Linked DNA regions of Homo sapiens: region 1 is linked to region 2. A link is an interaction called in ENCODE POLR2A ChIA-PET data of the cell type or tissue named here. Cell type or tissue: A673. All regions are shown on one strand. Each heading gives the region's core, and the rest is flanking DNA. Links, peaks and the distances in the headings are about the cores only. Region 1 overlaps DLG2 (discs large MAGUK scaffold protein 2). Region 2 overlaps DLG2 (discs large MAGUK scaffold protein 2).

The links. ChIA-PET counts read pairs that join two places held together with the same protein. Peaks named below come from ENCODE experiments on the same cell type or tissue, not always from the same donor. Only the 100,000 strongest peaks of a DNase experiment are listed, where the experiment ranks them.
Region 1: POLR2A ChIA-PET joins it to region 2 with 11 read pairs; 1 of 35 experiments calls an interaction of 5 or more read pairs at or near these places.

Annotation. Positions count from the first base shown.
Region 1 is chr11:83,549,451-83,557,020 of GRCh38, reverse strand. All of the region lies in intron 19 of DLG2 (discs large MAGUK scaffold protein 2), which reads left to right. All of the region lies in intron 2 of LOC107984425 (a long non-coding RNA gene), which reads right to left. Among named protein-coding and RNA genes, the nearest start is that of DLG2-AS2, 84 kb to the left of the region's middle. In A673, for the core only: no CTCF peak of the experiment used is centred there; no DNase peak of the experiment used is centred there; H3K27ac peaks cover 125 bases.
Region 2 is chr11:84,086,169-84,093,738 of GRCh38, reverse strand. All of the region lies in intron 10 of DLG2 (discs large MAGUK scaffold protein 2), which reads left to right. Among named protein-coding and RNA genes, the nearest start is that of DLG2-AS2, 450 kb to the right of the region's middle. In A673, for the core only: no CTCF peak of the experiment used is centred there; a DNase peak (open chromatin) is centred at 3,888.

The DNA of each region.
Region 1 (7,570 bases), core at 2,798-5,297, 540 kb after region 2:
ATCATGGTTGTTGAGATTGTGGGATGGAAAAACACAGTCATGGCTTCATATTATGGGCTGATAATTAGAGTTCTGGATCTTGCTGGTTTGAAGTACCACTGGCCAGGGGTCAGTTAGACAGCCTGAATGCCTTTTACCTCTGGTTCCTTGTCTAGTCATCTTCCCCGCATCATCCCAGCTTGCCTTCCACTGGATGCTGACTTTTGTAGCAATAATTAATGTGGCTGAGTTTCTCATGCTTTTCTGCCCAATTTATACACTTCTATCAGAGCTGACTGGCCAACTTCAGGTTTCCCAATTACTTCCTTATCAAAGCCCAGCTTTTGCTAACATGCAAAAAATGGTATCGGGCTGGGTGCAGTGGCTCATGCCTGTAATCCCAGCACTTTGGGAGGCTGAGACAGGAGCATCACTTGAGTCTAAAAGTTCTAGACTAGCCTGGGCAACATGGCAAAACTGCATCTCTACAAAAAAGACAAAAATTAGCTGGCAGTTTGGCGCACGCCTGTGGTCCCAGCTACACAGGAGGCTGAGATGGGAGGATCACTTGAACCCGGGAGGTGGAGGTTGCAGTGAGTCACGATCGCGCCACTGCACTCCAGCCTGGGTGACAGAGTGAAACCCCATCTCAAAAAAAAAAAAGAAAGAAAAAGGACAAAACTGAAAATATGTATATATCAAATAGAAATCTCTCTTTCTTTTTTTCTTCTCAGTAGAAACGTTTCCCTGCCTGTCAAATTGCCCTCAGTCCATACGCATGTTTCGCTGGATGTGCTATTGACTTCCTCCTGGGAACTTTCTCTTGTTTTCTATGAATGTGTCAAACTTCGAACGAGATTTCTCTTCTTCCAAGGAACCACCTTCTGCTTATTAATATAAACAGCCTCTGAGCAGAAAGAAGTCTTCTCCTCAAAACACGTGCCATAAATAGCTACTGAATTCTGTTGAGTGGCTGTGGTTACTCCTGTGAGGACTAATCACAGTTTCATCCTGCAGAGTTCCTGTAATTAGAGTTCGGGACACCCTGGTGTTACTCTAGTAATCTCAAGGAGACTTGTTATATTTGCTAAAAATGCTCCAAGGAGAATTGCCATCAAGCTTTCATTTTGGAAACAAATAGATGTCTGTGAGATTGGAAATGGCTGTGAGATTGGAAACAGGTTTAGAGATGTCATGATATCAATAAAAGAAGAGAAGATTTTCTTCATTTACAGTGTTTGGGAACTAAGTACTAGATTGAAGATTTTCAAGCTCTGATTTAAGTAGACCCAAAATTCTTCTTAGGGACCTGAGGTATGCTCTGCAGTTGGAGTGGAAGAGAAACCAGAAATTCTGTTTCCCCTGTCTGCAATCAAATGTTTTATTTTTATATTTCTAGAAGTTTCCTTTTGAAGAAAAAAAAATGATATATTCTGGTAATAAAATTTTGAAAACATTGCCCATAGATTTTGGTGAGAGAAACAGACAGACTGACAAACAGATAGGTATTGGCCAAAGTAAATATCTGAGACCTCTGTCCATCCTATTGCCACCACTGTACCCAAACCATCATCATTTGGATTACTACCTTTCCCCACTACCTGGGATCTCAACATCCTGTCTTGCCCAATCTATGGTTCTCCAATCCATTCTCCACCCTAAAGCCAGAAAGATCTGTTTTCGATGTAAATCTGATCATCTCACATCTGTTTAAAATCCCCAAAGGCTTCCCATTACTCTAAAAAGAGAAAGTATCCTTCATAAGATCTACAGGATTCTCCATGACCTGGCCTCTCCTTCCCTCTGGTCTCATCTTAGACTATCCCAGACATTGATCTTCTTTCAGGTTTGCTGCCTGCTGTTTCCCACTGCAGAGCCTCTGCCTGTGCAGCTCCCTCTGCCCACCCTGCTGCTCCTGCTGTGCTCAGATTAGACAGCAGCTCCTCTTGGAAGCCTTCCCAACCTGGTCCCTCCAGAATAGTTTCCATTTCTCTCCACTGTATACTCTCATGGATTACTTGCCCATCTGCTTTTTATGATGTGTTGTACTGGTAATTATTTCTTCTACATCTGTTTTGTCTCTAAATTCCAAAAGTGCCTTGTTTCTGTTATTCACACTGTATCCCCAAATACCTAACATAATGCATGGCACATAATGAGCATTTATTGAATATGACTGAAGCCATGATTGCATGGTTTCAGGCATCTAAAAGTTACACTGTATTGACTATTTTCAGAGCAGTCCTACAGCCTCTGATTGCTTTACCAACTGGAAAGATAGTACTGTGGAGTAGAGCAAGGCCCATTGCCCAGTCAGTCCAGCCCAATGGAACATCTTCTGCTCCAAGCTCCCATAGTATTTATTGCCAATAGAACCACTAGTCCCAGATCTGGCACTGAGGAAGGACGAGGTAAATATTGTTAGATAGATCAATATTAAAATAAATGCAAATTTGTACTAAATCATTATTGCATCCCTTAAAAGTTGAGTTGAAACATAGGTTTCTGTGCTGATACATATTATTATTGCAATTTTTTCATGTATCTGTATACCAGCCTCCCTGATATAGGAGTTTTACATATGTTACCTCAATGAATTCAAACAATATCTATTCAGGCAGGATTAGTCTTTAATTTACAGAGTAGGAAACAGAATTTAAGAACCTTATCTATAGCCACAGAGCAAGTAAACAGCAAAACAAGTGTTCCCAAGTCTTACAAACATTTTCCATTATCCTGTTGCCAAACATGTTGTCAATGTTCAGTAAATTAATGAGTGGATGTATGGATGACTTACACTAGGTGCATGGAAAAATGTCCCAGCTTGAAAACCTAAGTGCTAAAGTTTAAAGACTATAGGCCTGGCATGGTGGTTCATTCCTGTAATCCCAGCACTTTGGGAGACCAAGGCAGGAGGATTGCTTGAACCCAGGGCCTCAAGACCAACCTGGGCCAACAAAGCAAGACCTAGCCTCTACAAAACATGAAAACATTAGCCCGACATGGTTACTACTCAGCTACTCAGGAAGCTAAGGCAAAGATCCCTTGAGCCCCAGAGTTCAAGTTTGTAGTGAGCTATGATTGCGCCACTGCACTCTAGCTTGGGTGACTGAGCGAGACTATCCCACAAAAAAAAAAAAAAGAAAAAAAAAGAAAAGATTGTGCTATTGGAATAAAATACTAATAATATTCACATAAACTATAAATACTAAAAGTATAAACATAATGTACTGGATCTCTTTAGGTTTTTTCCTCTAAATTTCTGAACTATTGGCAAATGCTAGGGACATTTTCTACAGACATTTTATTCAGTTAAATAGAGCTACTGAACAGAACCTTACTGGGTGAAAGTCAGACTGCAGCACAGTGTTTCAGCTATCAGCAATTTTTGAACAGTCACTGAGGAAAGAGTACTAAAAGTGTTTGCAAAAATGTGTACAAGAAGAGAAGAGAATGATGAGGTGATTCCAAGTGACTTACAATATGTAATAGCACAACAGCAGCAGCAGCAAACACACACACACACACACACACACACACACACACACACACACACACGGTGCTTACTTCTTACTTTGTGCCAGGTACTGATCTGAGGGCTTTTCATCTATAATTCATTAATCTTCACAACAACTTGTGAGATAGTTTCTACCATGTTTTATTGAATCTAGGTTGTCCTTGATTTTAAGATGTACCCTATGTGTTACCAAAAAAGGAAAAATTCTGCCAATTCAATTATGAGATGGCATTGATAGTGGAAAAACATCTTGATTTTAGACATAAAAATTTTAAAAAATCTTAGAGTTGATGTCATACAATATTTTAATCCCATTTTACAGATGGGGAAACTTCAAGAGACCAAACAAGATGAGGCAATTTTCTGAAGTTCAGACAGTTTGTGTTCTGAATTTAGTTCAGTTCAGTTTAGCCTGGTTTTGTGAGCACCTTTTCCTCTTTGCAAGGGGCACAGAGATAAGTAAGACTTCACCTAACTCTCATGAGTCAAGAAGTCTAGAAGGAAAGATACACCTACAGATAAATCAACTGAAATGTAGCCTGCTAAGCATAAGAATAAGACCACATACAAGGTTACAATGTGGCACAGAGAGTGGAAGAAATAGCCTTCTCTTGATAGATTCAGGAAGGATTCCCAGAGAAAGTCATGGTTTTCAAAAAATGAAAGTTGCAGAATTTTTTATATTGATCAATACTTCTACTTTCATAACAATGTTAGAAAAAATTCTTGGCCAAAGAATTTGATTTGCACTTTATAAATTGTGGTCATGTGTGTCTACAAGAAGAAAAGCTGTTCAGTGGTCCAGCTCATGTGCATGTTTCCAATGAGACTTAGGAAGGGGGAGAGGCTGAAGGAAGGAAGCTGAGCCCTCAAGAATATGAGATTACTATATTACAGAGGCGGCTTCCACTAAGAAAATGCCTAAAGATCAGGCTGCTTAGTAGGTAGGGGTGGGCAGATGTGCTACCACCCCTCTGCTAGTAAATCTGGATGAATCATCTCCCCATTCACCAACTTCTTTATGAGCACCTGATGAGGCTTCCTAGGAGCTCTACAATCCCAGAGCAGCACCCTATACTAATTCCTAACATAGCACATATGAGACTCAACTGTAACTGTATTTACAGGCTTTGCACTTGTTGTTCCCTCTGAGATCACTCTTTCCTCAGATGCCTGTATATCTAACTCCCTCACCTCCTTCAAGCCTTGCCTCAAACATCTCTTTTTCAGCGAGTCCTACCTTAAAAAACACCCCATTTGAAAATGCAGCCTTCACTGTCACCATAGCCCTACTCTATTCCAGAATCCTGATCCCCCTTACCGTGCTCTATTTTTAACTTTTTCCATAGCAACAATCAACTCCTAACCTATCATACTATTTGCCTATTTATTATGTTTATTGTTTTTTGCCAATCTCGTTTTACTAGAATGTAAAATCCATGAAGGCAGGAATTTTTATCTGTTTTTATTCACTGATAGATCCCAAGCTCCTAGAACCATCACTGACATACAGTAAATGCTCAAAAGTATTTGCTGAATGAAAATGAGTAAGTGGCCAAATGAATGTACCTTCTTACCCATATTCCCAACCAAACATCAAGCTGTACAACTGTAGGAAGAAAGCCTTTGCTGAGTCCCAACAAACTATAGAGTGCCTGGCACATAGTAGAGACTATGAAAATAATATCACATTTAATATTTAAATGAATATTATCTCATTTCCATCTGTGGGAATTTGATTACATTCTGAACTCAATGCTTTTGCCTGGGTGAGTAAGGAACCATATGTCCTCTCTATCTCTAGTCAACAGGTGATAATGGGAAACTTTACGGGCATATGAGATTTAGAAGGGTAAGTTCCCTAATTTCAGGTCTTCTCCTGCTACAGTACAGCCTGTAGTTTCCATCCAGTTTTCTGAAAAATCATAGGCAAAGTAACAAACTCAGTATTGGGGCAGGCAAAGTGATTGCCCAACTGTCTGATATTGTGGTGTGTAAATGTCATTACTTACCCTGATGAGCTGCTATGATGGTACTAAGGATTTGGAGGAGTCATTTCAGATGCTCTTGAATGTCTTTCTCCCGTTTTTCATATACTCATGAGTAAAACGAGTTTTATCCAGCACCTCTGCTGAGCTAGGGACCGTACTAGCTTTATCATTTGTCAGTCCATAAACACTTAAAAGAGTGCTACTGGATAGCAGAGGTAGGCTTAAGTTGTTTATATTCCAGTGAGTAACAGTAGAACCAGGGTATAGAATTTACAGGGGAAAAAATTTAGATTTTTTTAGACTCAATTAACAAATATTGAGTACCTACTGGATTCTAAAAGCTCTCATGTGTAATTCTTATAAGGACCCTGTCGGACAGGGATTCTTGCCCCTCATTTTTCATATACAGAAGCCCAGGTACAAAGATATGAAGTAATTTGCTGAAAATCATACTGCAGCTTAAAATAGTGAGCTAATATTTGAATCCAGGACTATCTGAGTTTACCATCTCATGATCTTCACGAGTCATGCATATATAAACTTAAATGTTTGAATGATAATCGACTATTAGCAATAATAAAATTCCATGCCAGGTTATTTCTTCTTTTTCCCACCCCAAGCTTACTAATTAATGGCAGTAAAATACTGAAAGGTGAATATCAAAGCTTGATCTACATTTTTAGCCCAATTCAGAAATAAAAGACTGTAATCAGGGCTGTGTCAGCTTCTCTGAAATATCTCAGTTAACATATCTCAATTGCCTTATACACAGACCCAGAACATAAGAGCTCTTGAAAGTGTCATAAAACCTGGGCTGTTCATCCAAGCAGTCTTCCTCTTACCCACATTTAATTTTTGAGTAGCAAGCTGATGGCATTTGGGGGAAAGGAAAATGATTTTAAGATGATTAATCTTTGCAGCTTCACCCAGCCCTGAAACCTGAAATGCCATTCACTGTGGTCCAGTGAGTTCTGGCTCTGCGCAGGTTCAGATTTGCCTCTGTTTCCCTCAGATAAGAGACTTATGAGTCAACATTGGAGCTCAGCCAATCTGACAGACTGCCAGGACAGCCTGAAAGAGAAGGTGGGCTCAAATGGGCCCCGTCCCTGGAGACTCTGATGACTTGTCCAAAATGATCAACATGCAAGCCCCCGGACATGTGAAATCTGCTCATACCACATCTCTTGGTGAATTGGGAGCACTGAGGACTTAAGAGAGAGAAAGAGAAAGTTGTTCCCCCTGGAAGTTATGCTTCTTCCCTGATTATACTCTAAAAGCTATAGCTGCAGGGAGGCCCAACCTGTAAGGGCTTCTGGTTGGTGTCCAATTAGTTCTATCTGCAGTCATGACAGTGATTGCCTGATTTTTTAGGAACAATAGAAATGGACATTTGCCAACACCCTCAAAACATAGAAGCAGTCTGTTGTAATACGAAGAGTATCTTTAAATAATACCAATCTGCTTTATAAGGTTGATTAAGTGGTATAACCCATGTCATACAATCCACAGAACATAATAAATCTTCCCTTCGATAAAATGAGAATAATGCCTACATTTTGGGAGCTATCTTTTGGGTCACAGTTGAATACATCCTAGAGAAATGCAGTTGGTCTATTAATTATTATAGAAGCTGAAGCCCATAGAGGTTAAGTACCTTACTCAAGATCACATAGTGAATTATGTTGAAGCCAGGACTAGAAATCTGCACTCCTAACTCCATCTAAGCTTCTTTTTACTTCCAGGGTGCCTCCTCTGTTTTCAAGACAAATATGCACTAAATGCACGAGTGGACGAATGATTGTTTTTAAGAAGATAATACAAATAGAAAATTGTGATTTTTATAAAATAAGAGCAACTAAAGTTTAGATCTCTCTGCTCCCAGCATCCTTTCCCATACCCCTCTAGTGAGAAAATGTTTTGAAGAAGTTTACTACATATGCATTTTTATGTCACATTTGTAAAAACACCATCCTTATTTCATCTCCCTTCCAGTACTTGTGGGACACTTGCTCATCTTTAGAGTAGAGAAGAGGTGAAGTAAAGGAACTTTTGTTTTGCCAGTTATTATGTGAAATGCTCTTCC
Region 2 (7,570 bases), core at 2,890-5,389:
GGAGGCTGAGGCAGGAGAATGGCTTGAACCAGGGAGGCAGAGGTTGCAGTAAGCTGAGATCGTACCACTGCACTCCAGCCTGGGCAACAGAGCGAGACCCCATCTCAAAATAAATAAAAATAAAAATAAAAATGCCACTCCCCAAGATTCTATACCATAATCCATAGAACCTGTGACTATGATGAGATGTCACTCCTATGATTTTTATATGGTATAATTTACCTTAAAATAGGGAGAATATACATGTGAACCTGGTCTAATTACATGAGCCCTTAAAAGTGGAGACTTTTCTCAGGCTGGTGGCAGAAGTTAAAGATGTGTGATGTACTTGACACGTTGTTGCTGGATTGAAAATGAAGGAGGCCATGTGAGAAAGAATGAGAATGGTCTCTAGGAGCAGACAGAGGCCCCCAGGCTGACAGCCAACAATGAAGCAGGGACCTCAGTCCCACAAACTCAAGGAACTGAATTCTGACACAACCACATGAGCTCGGAAGAAGACCCTGAACCTTGAGATGAGAATGCAGCTCAGCTGACATCTTGATACAGCCTTGTGAGAACTTAAGCAGAGATTCTGGCCTCGCTGTGCTAGACTTATGACATACACCAATAGTGAGCTAATAAATAGAAATAGTTTCAAGTTGGTAAGTGTGTAAGTGTGTGGTAATTTTCTTTCTTTCTTTCTTTCTTTTTTTTTTTTTTTTTGACGGAGACTCACTCTGTCGCCCAGGCTGGAGTGCAGTGGCGCAATCTCGGCTCACTGCCACCTCCGCCTTCTGGGTTCAAGCGATTCTTCTGCCTCAGCCTCTTGAGTAGCTGGGACTGCAGGTGCCCGCCACCACACCCAGCTAATTTTTGTATTTTTAGTAGAATCAGGGTTTCACCATGTTGGCCAGGCTTGTCTCGAACTCCTGACCTTGTGATCCGCCCACCTCAGCCTCCCAAAGTGCTGGGATTACAGGTGTGAGCCACCGTACCCAGCCGGTTTGTGGTAATTTTCTAGGAAACAATTCTAGGAACCCTGGAATCATTATGAAAAACCTTCCTGTGTGTGCGAAATCATAGCCAATATAAAGTGACAGTGCAGACTAAAGGCACAGATAAAGTGAGAAGTGACTTCCTCCCTAAGTAGACCAGACTTCAAATCAAGCTCCAGTCTTAGTTGTTCTTTCTCCTGAAAGAACAACTTCTCATAAAAGAGATATAGGAGAAAGAACACAATATTTGGAGTCAAAGACCAAGGTTTCAGGTACTACTTCCTAGCTATGTGACTTTGGGCCCCTTTTTAAGCTCTATGTTCTTCAGTTTCCTCACTGGTACATTGGAGATAGGAACATATATCTCAAGAAGATATAGTAAGATTACATGAAATAGTGTTTGTAAAGGAGTTATGTAAAAGGCAAGGCCTGCAATACAACTCTGTTATCTATAGAGCCAGCTATTTAGCAGAATGCTGAACCTCAGCCACAAGTCTGTGGCAGCCAGGGATGGACAGTGTGGTAGGCAAAATTCTAAGATGCCCCCTAATAACCTACATCCCTTTCCTTCGAATGTGGACAGGACCTGTGAATATGATCAGATTCAATTCCATGATTATGCTACTTTATATGGCAAAAGGGACTTCACAGATGTAATTAAGTCCCCTAATCATTTGACTTTGATTTAATCAAAATGGAGATTATCCTGATTCAGACTGACCCATGTAATGAGACTTTTAAAAACAGAGAGATTCTCTTACTGGCATGGATGAAGCAAACTTCCATGTTGTTAAAGAACCTATGGGGGGCTGTGTAGTAAGGACCTGAAGGCATCCTTTACGTACTAAGTAAGTCCCCAGGCTACAGCTAGCAAGATAGAAGACATCAGACATACAGTCACAAGGAATTGATTTCTGCAGATTGCTACATGAGCTTATAAGAGAACCCCAAGTTCCCAAAATGAATACAGTCCAGCTGACACATCAGTGCATGCAGCCTCGTGATACCAAAGTAGAGGACTCCTCTGAGTCACGTCTAGATTCCTGACCTGCTGAAATTCTGAGATAATAAGTATATGTTGTCTTAAACTGATTAATTTGTGGTAAATTGTCATGTAACAACAAGAAACTAATATAGACATATAAATTCTGGACCCTAAAATTCCCTTAAACTGGGCTGCAGAGTAGCTTGCTGTTGCAGGTCTCCGGTAATACTGTCACACCCAAAACTTCAGAAACACTGATCAGGCCTCATGATTGGACTTGGGACTTTCTAATACCTAAAGGCAAGAGGCCAAAGCACAATCAATCAAAAGCAAGAGGTGGACCCACGCCAGTAAAAGGGAGGAATCTAGTCCCTCGGGTGGAGGGACAGCAGAGATGGAGACTGAGACCTGTTTTCCCTCTACTGGCTGGAGATGTGAATCTGAGCTGGAGTGAGGGAGACAGCCAGAAACTGCAGGGAAAATGTGAGATGAGGGCTAAGTCAAGAGGCAAGGCAAGAAGAGCACATGGCGGTTTAGATGAATTTCTCTGAACAGTGACCATTTTCTGATAGAACTTCTTTTTAAATAGAACTTTTCGGGTATGTGTGTTTATGGCCGTGATATTTGTCCTTTGTGTAATAAATATAAAATAAAGAAGAGTAGACAAAGACTAAGCAAAACACAGCACTTTCATTTTTGCACTACACAAAGCTAATCACTAGTAACATTTTTGTACATGTCTTTCTGATATTTTTTGCCTTTTAAACTTAGTTTAGATCATACTCTATATGATATTTAATTTTTGTTTAACTTCGCTTAACCTTAGTTCAGAGACCTTTCCCTGTATCAGTAAAAAAGCCTTTGCAAATAATTTAATTGCTATAAAGTAGCATATTTAGCCATTCACATTGTTTGGAATTTATTTTCAGTTTATGAGCATTTTAAATATATGGACATCTTTTGGAAAACATTATTAACCTTGTACCTCATTATTTCCTTAGTATATATTTCTACTATAGAATTTCTGAACCTGATAGAATGAACATTTTAAAACCTTTTGATGCATGTTACCAAATTTCTTTCCAGAAATATTCTACCAAATTTTACTTTTACCAACAATGTTGGAGAGGTCCTACTTTGCAATATGTTGTCAGTGTTGCATGTGGTTTCACATATGTAATTTTGGCATACACGTATGTCCAAGGCAAACAATGGTATATTTCCCTGCTTTGCTTTGCATTTACTTGATTAAGAGTAAGATGAAACTTTTAAAAAATGTTACTCGTCATTTGTGTTTTGTCTTCTAGAGTAGTCATTAAAATTTGATAGCATTATCTATCTTTTTTTTTTTTTTTTTTTTTTGAGATGAAATCTCACTCTTGTCACCCAGGCTGGAGTGCAATGGTGCGATCTTGGCTCACTGCAACCTCCGCCTCCTGGGTTCAAGCGATTCTCCTGCCTCAGCCTCGTGAGTAGCTGGGATTACAGGCGCCTGCTACCACGCCCAGCTAATTTTTGCATTTTTAGTAGAGACGGGGTTTCACCATGTTGGCCAGGCTGGTCTTGAACTCCTGACCTCAGGCAATCTACCTGCCTCGGCCTCCCAAAGTGCTAGGATTACAGGCGTGAGCCACCGCGCCTGGCCAGCGTTACCTATCTTTAAGCAGTATTTGAAAAGAACATTAGGTTTTCTTTCAGAGCAAAATAGATATACATCCATGATATGAAGAATGATTTTTATTTCTTCACTTGTATTTGAATTATAAAAATGCCCTCTGTGTAGTTTGAAGTCCTAGAATTGCCAGGGACCAATATTGATATGTCATCATGGGGAAGAGCTATCACATGACAGCCTCCACTTGGCAATGCAGCAATGACATTTTACACAAGAGTGCGTTTATTAAAGGCATCCACAGCACAAAAGCACCATGTAGAAACAGGCAGAAAAGATGGCTGCTTGCCAATTTCCTGACAAGTGACACAATTTAATCTCTTAGCCTTCAGCATAATCATTTCTACTCCCAGACAAGATATAAAAAAAAAGAAGTTTTCTTTTCTTTAAATCCATTGCTTCATTTATTACTTCTGTGTCTGTTTACAGGTAAGGTTGTCTTTGTCCTCATAAAAACCAAGACAACATACATGTTTATTTCAAACAAGAATAATGATTATACTGAGGTTTGACTGTACTGACAAAGTTGAGAGGTCAAGGACGAATGTTTCAAGAATGCAGTTCTTGTGTATAAACAACAACGTTGTCCTTTGGCTGTCCTTTGTCAATTCATTTTTTTGCTTTTTCATTAATGTATATCCACTAACTCAGTGATGATTTTAAAATAAGAACACGATGAGAAAGACAGAAGGGGAGGGGAGGAAAAGGAAACACAGAGAGGGGAGGAAAAGAAGGAAGAAAAATGATTGGTAATCATCACGAGATGAAGGCTTAGAAATGGAAAAGATAAAGCTCAGCTTGGTTTTTTTGTTTGTTTTTTGTTTTCTGTGCAAATGAGAAGCACCAAACAGAGGAAAGGGAGTAACTTCCAGGCATCACAGTCTGACACTTATTCCCAAGACCCACTTACCAATTGTTTAAGAAAATGAAAGATTTCTAGGAAGTGGAAATAGCATAAGAGATTGCTAAATTCTTAGAGTACCTCTCCATACTGAACTGTCATGAGTTTGGGTGATTGCAAATAAAAAAACCCCACAAGTCACAACATCCAACCTGTCAATTTCCACTGTACCCCAACTGATTGTTGCACTAAATGACTATGATCATGGTAAATGTTTTATTCAAAGGCAGAGACTTCTAGTGCTTCCAAATCCAAGTAAACATTTATTTCATCATTGTTTTGGGGGTCAAAGCAGGATACAAGCCCAGCTGTTGCTCTGAACAGGAAGACCTTCATGAGAAGGGAGACTTTATTACCTAGTATAAATGATACCAGCGCTCTCTTTAGAAAGATGTATGATGCAAATCTCAATGGACTCATTCTTAAGGATTATTTTTTCCATCTCTCCCAACAAAAGTGAAAAGTATTGAAGGGTAACAACCCTCTCTTTTGATTTTCTCTGTCCATAATATCAGCCCTAATTGTATTTATAGAGTACTTGGACAAGAAGAAAATCACCTAGCAAGTGGTTCTGTGGTGACTGGCAATCGACAAGTCCCCAACAATTTAGTATTATGTTACACAAGAAAATTTCTATACAAGAAGAATAATTTCAGCTGCACATCTGGTAGAACATCAGGCACCCACAAGTAGTCTTTCGCAGCTGGAGTTTTCCTATTTCTGTCAACTGCCATATATTCCAATAAAGGAAATCCACCTATGAGTTGACCGAAATATTAATAACTTTGTGGCAAACATGACTCGTTGGATTTTTGTTTTTTTTTTTTTCTCTAGCAAATTCTATCAAGACTTCTGGATATATACCTGCATAAGAATGTAATTGGCTCCCATCTCACACTGTAGACAAATATTAATTAAATGGGATCATAGACCTACATGTAAGAACTAGAACTATAAAAGTCTTAGAAGAAAATGTAGGAGTAAATCTTTATGATCTTGGTTTAGGAAGTGGTTTCTTTATATGACACAAAAAGCATGAGCAACAAAGAAAAAATAGATAACTTGGAGTTCGTCAATTAAAAACTTTGTGCTTTCAAAGGACACTATCAAGAAGTTAAAAGATAACCCACATAATGAGAGAAAATACTTGCAAATAATATACCTGATAAACGACTTGTATCCGGAATGTGTAATAAAACTCCTACAACTCAACAATAAGAAGATAACCCAATTTAAAAATGATCAATCATTTCGTATTATTTTCTATTGCTGCTGTAACACATTACTACAAACTTAGTGACTTAAAATAATGCGAATTTATTATCCTATAGTTCTGGACGTCAGAAGTCCAAAATCAGACTCACTGAGATAAACTTGGAATGTTGACAGGGGAACCCCAGAGACTATATGGGATAATTTGTTTCTTTTCCTTTTCCCAACTTCAAAAGGCCATCTGAATCACTTGGCTCATAACCCTTTTCTCCATCCAACCTTTACTTCCATCATCCTATCTCTTCATTGACTATGACTCTACTAACTCTTCTTTATAAGGACTCCTGTGATTATATTGGACACCCCAGGATAATCCAAGAAAGTCACCTCATCTCAAGATCCTTAACTGAATTACATCTGAAAGGTCTTTTGTGCCATATAAAGTAACATATTCACAGGTTCCAGGCATTGGGACATAAATTTCTTGAGGTGAGGGGCATTATTCAGCCTACCACAAATTTGAATATATATTTATTCAAATAAGATATGCAAATGGCCAATGAGCACATAAAAAGATGTCCAGCATCATTATTCATTGGTGAACAGCAAATCAAAAGTACAGGGAGATACCACTTTATACCCACAAGAATGGCTATAATAAAAAAGATGGACAGTATAAGTGTTGGCAAGGATGTAGAGAATCAGAACCCTCAGCATGCCTGGTGGGATTGTAAAATGGTGCAGCTACTTTAGAAAACAGTCTGGCAGTCCATCTAACAGCTAAAAATAGAATTGCCACACGACCAGTCATTCTACTCCTAGCATATACCCAAGAGAACTGAAAACATATGTCTACACAAAAACTTGTACACTAAGGTTCATAGCACCATTATGCATAACAGCCAAAAACTGGAAACAACCCAAATGTCCATTGATGGGTGAATGGATAAATTGTGTTATATTCAAAAATGGGATACTATTAGCTGAAAAAGGAATAAAGTACTGACAGATGGCACAACATTAATGAAACTTGAAAACATGCTAAGTGAAAGAAGCCAGACAAAAAAGGCCACATATTATACAATTTTATTTACACGAAATTTCTAGAATAGGGAAATCCATGCAAATAGAAGGTAGATTAGTGGTTGCCAGGGGCTAGTAATAGATATAAGATTTCTTTTGGGGGTGATGAAAATGTTCTAGGCTGGGCACCATGACTTATGTCTGCAGTCCCAGCACCTTGGGAGGCTAAGGCGGGCAGATTGCTTGAGCACAGGAGTTGGAGGCCAGCCTCTACAACATGGTGAAACCTCATCTCTGCAAAAAATACAAAAATTAGCCAGGTGTGGTGGTGCATGCCTGTAGCCTCAGCTACTTGGGAGGCTAAGGTGGGAGGATCGCTTGAGCCCAGGAGGTTAAGGCTGCAGTGAGCCATGATTGCACTACTACACTCCAGTCAGGGTGGCAGAGCAACACCTTGTCTCAAAAAAAAAAAAAAAAGAAAGAAAGAAAAAGAAAAAACAGAAAGAAAGAAAATGTTTAAAATTACATAGGGCAATTGGACAACTCTGTGACTGTACTAAAAAAACACTGAATTATGCACTTTAAAAGGGCAAATTTTAAAGTATGTGAATTATATCTCAATAAAGATATTACTTTAAAAGTGCCCTGTCATTCTTTTTGGGCATAAATATCCCCATTTACAAATCTAAGAAATTTTTTTCCTAGTTTCAGAAAGCTCACAACTTCTTCATATTGTTGTTCATTTAAAGATACAATTTATTTAAAGTTTTTGAATTCATTCACCAAGTTCTTGAATCTGT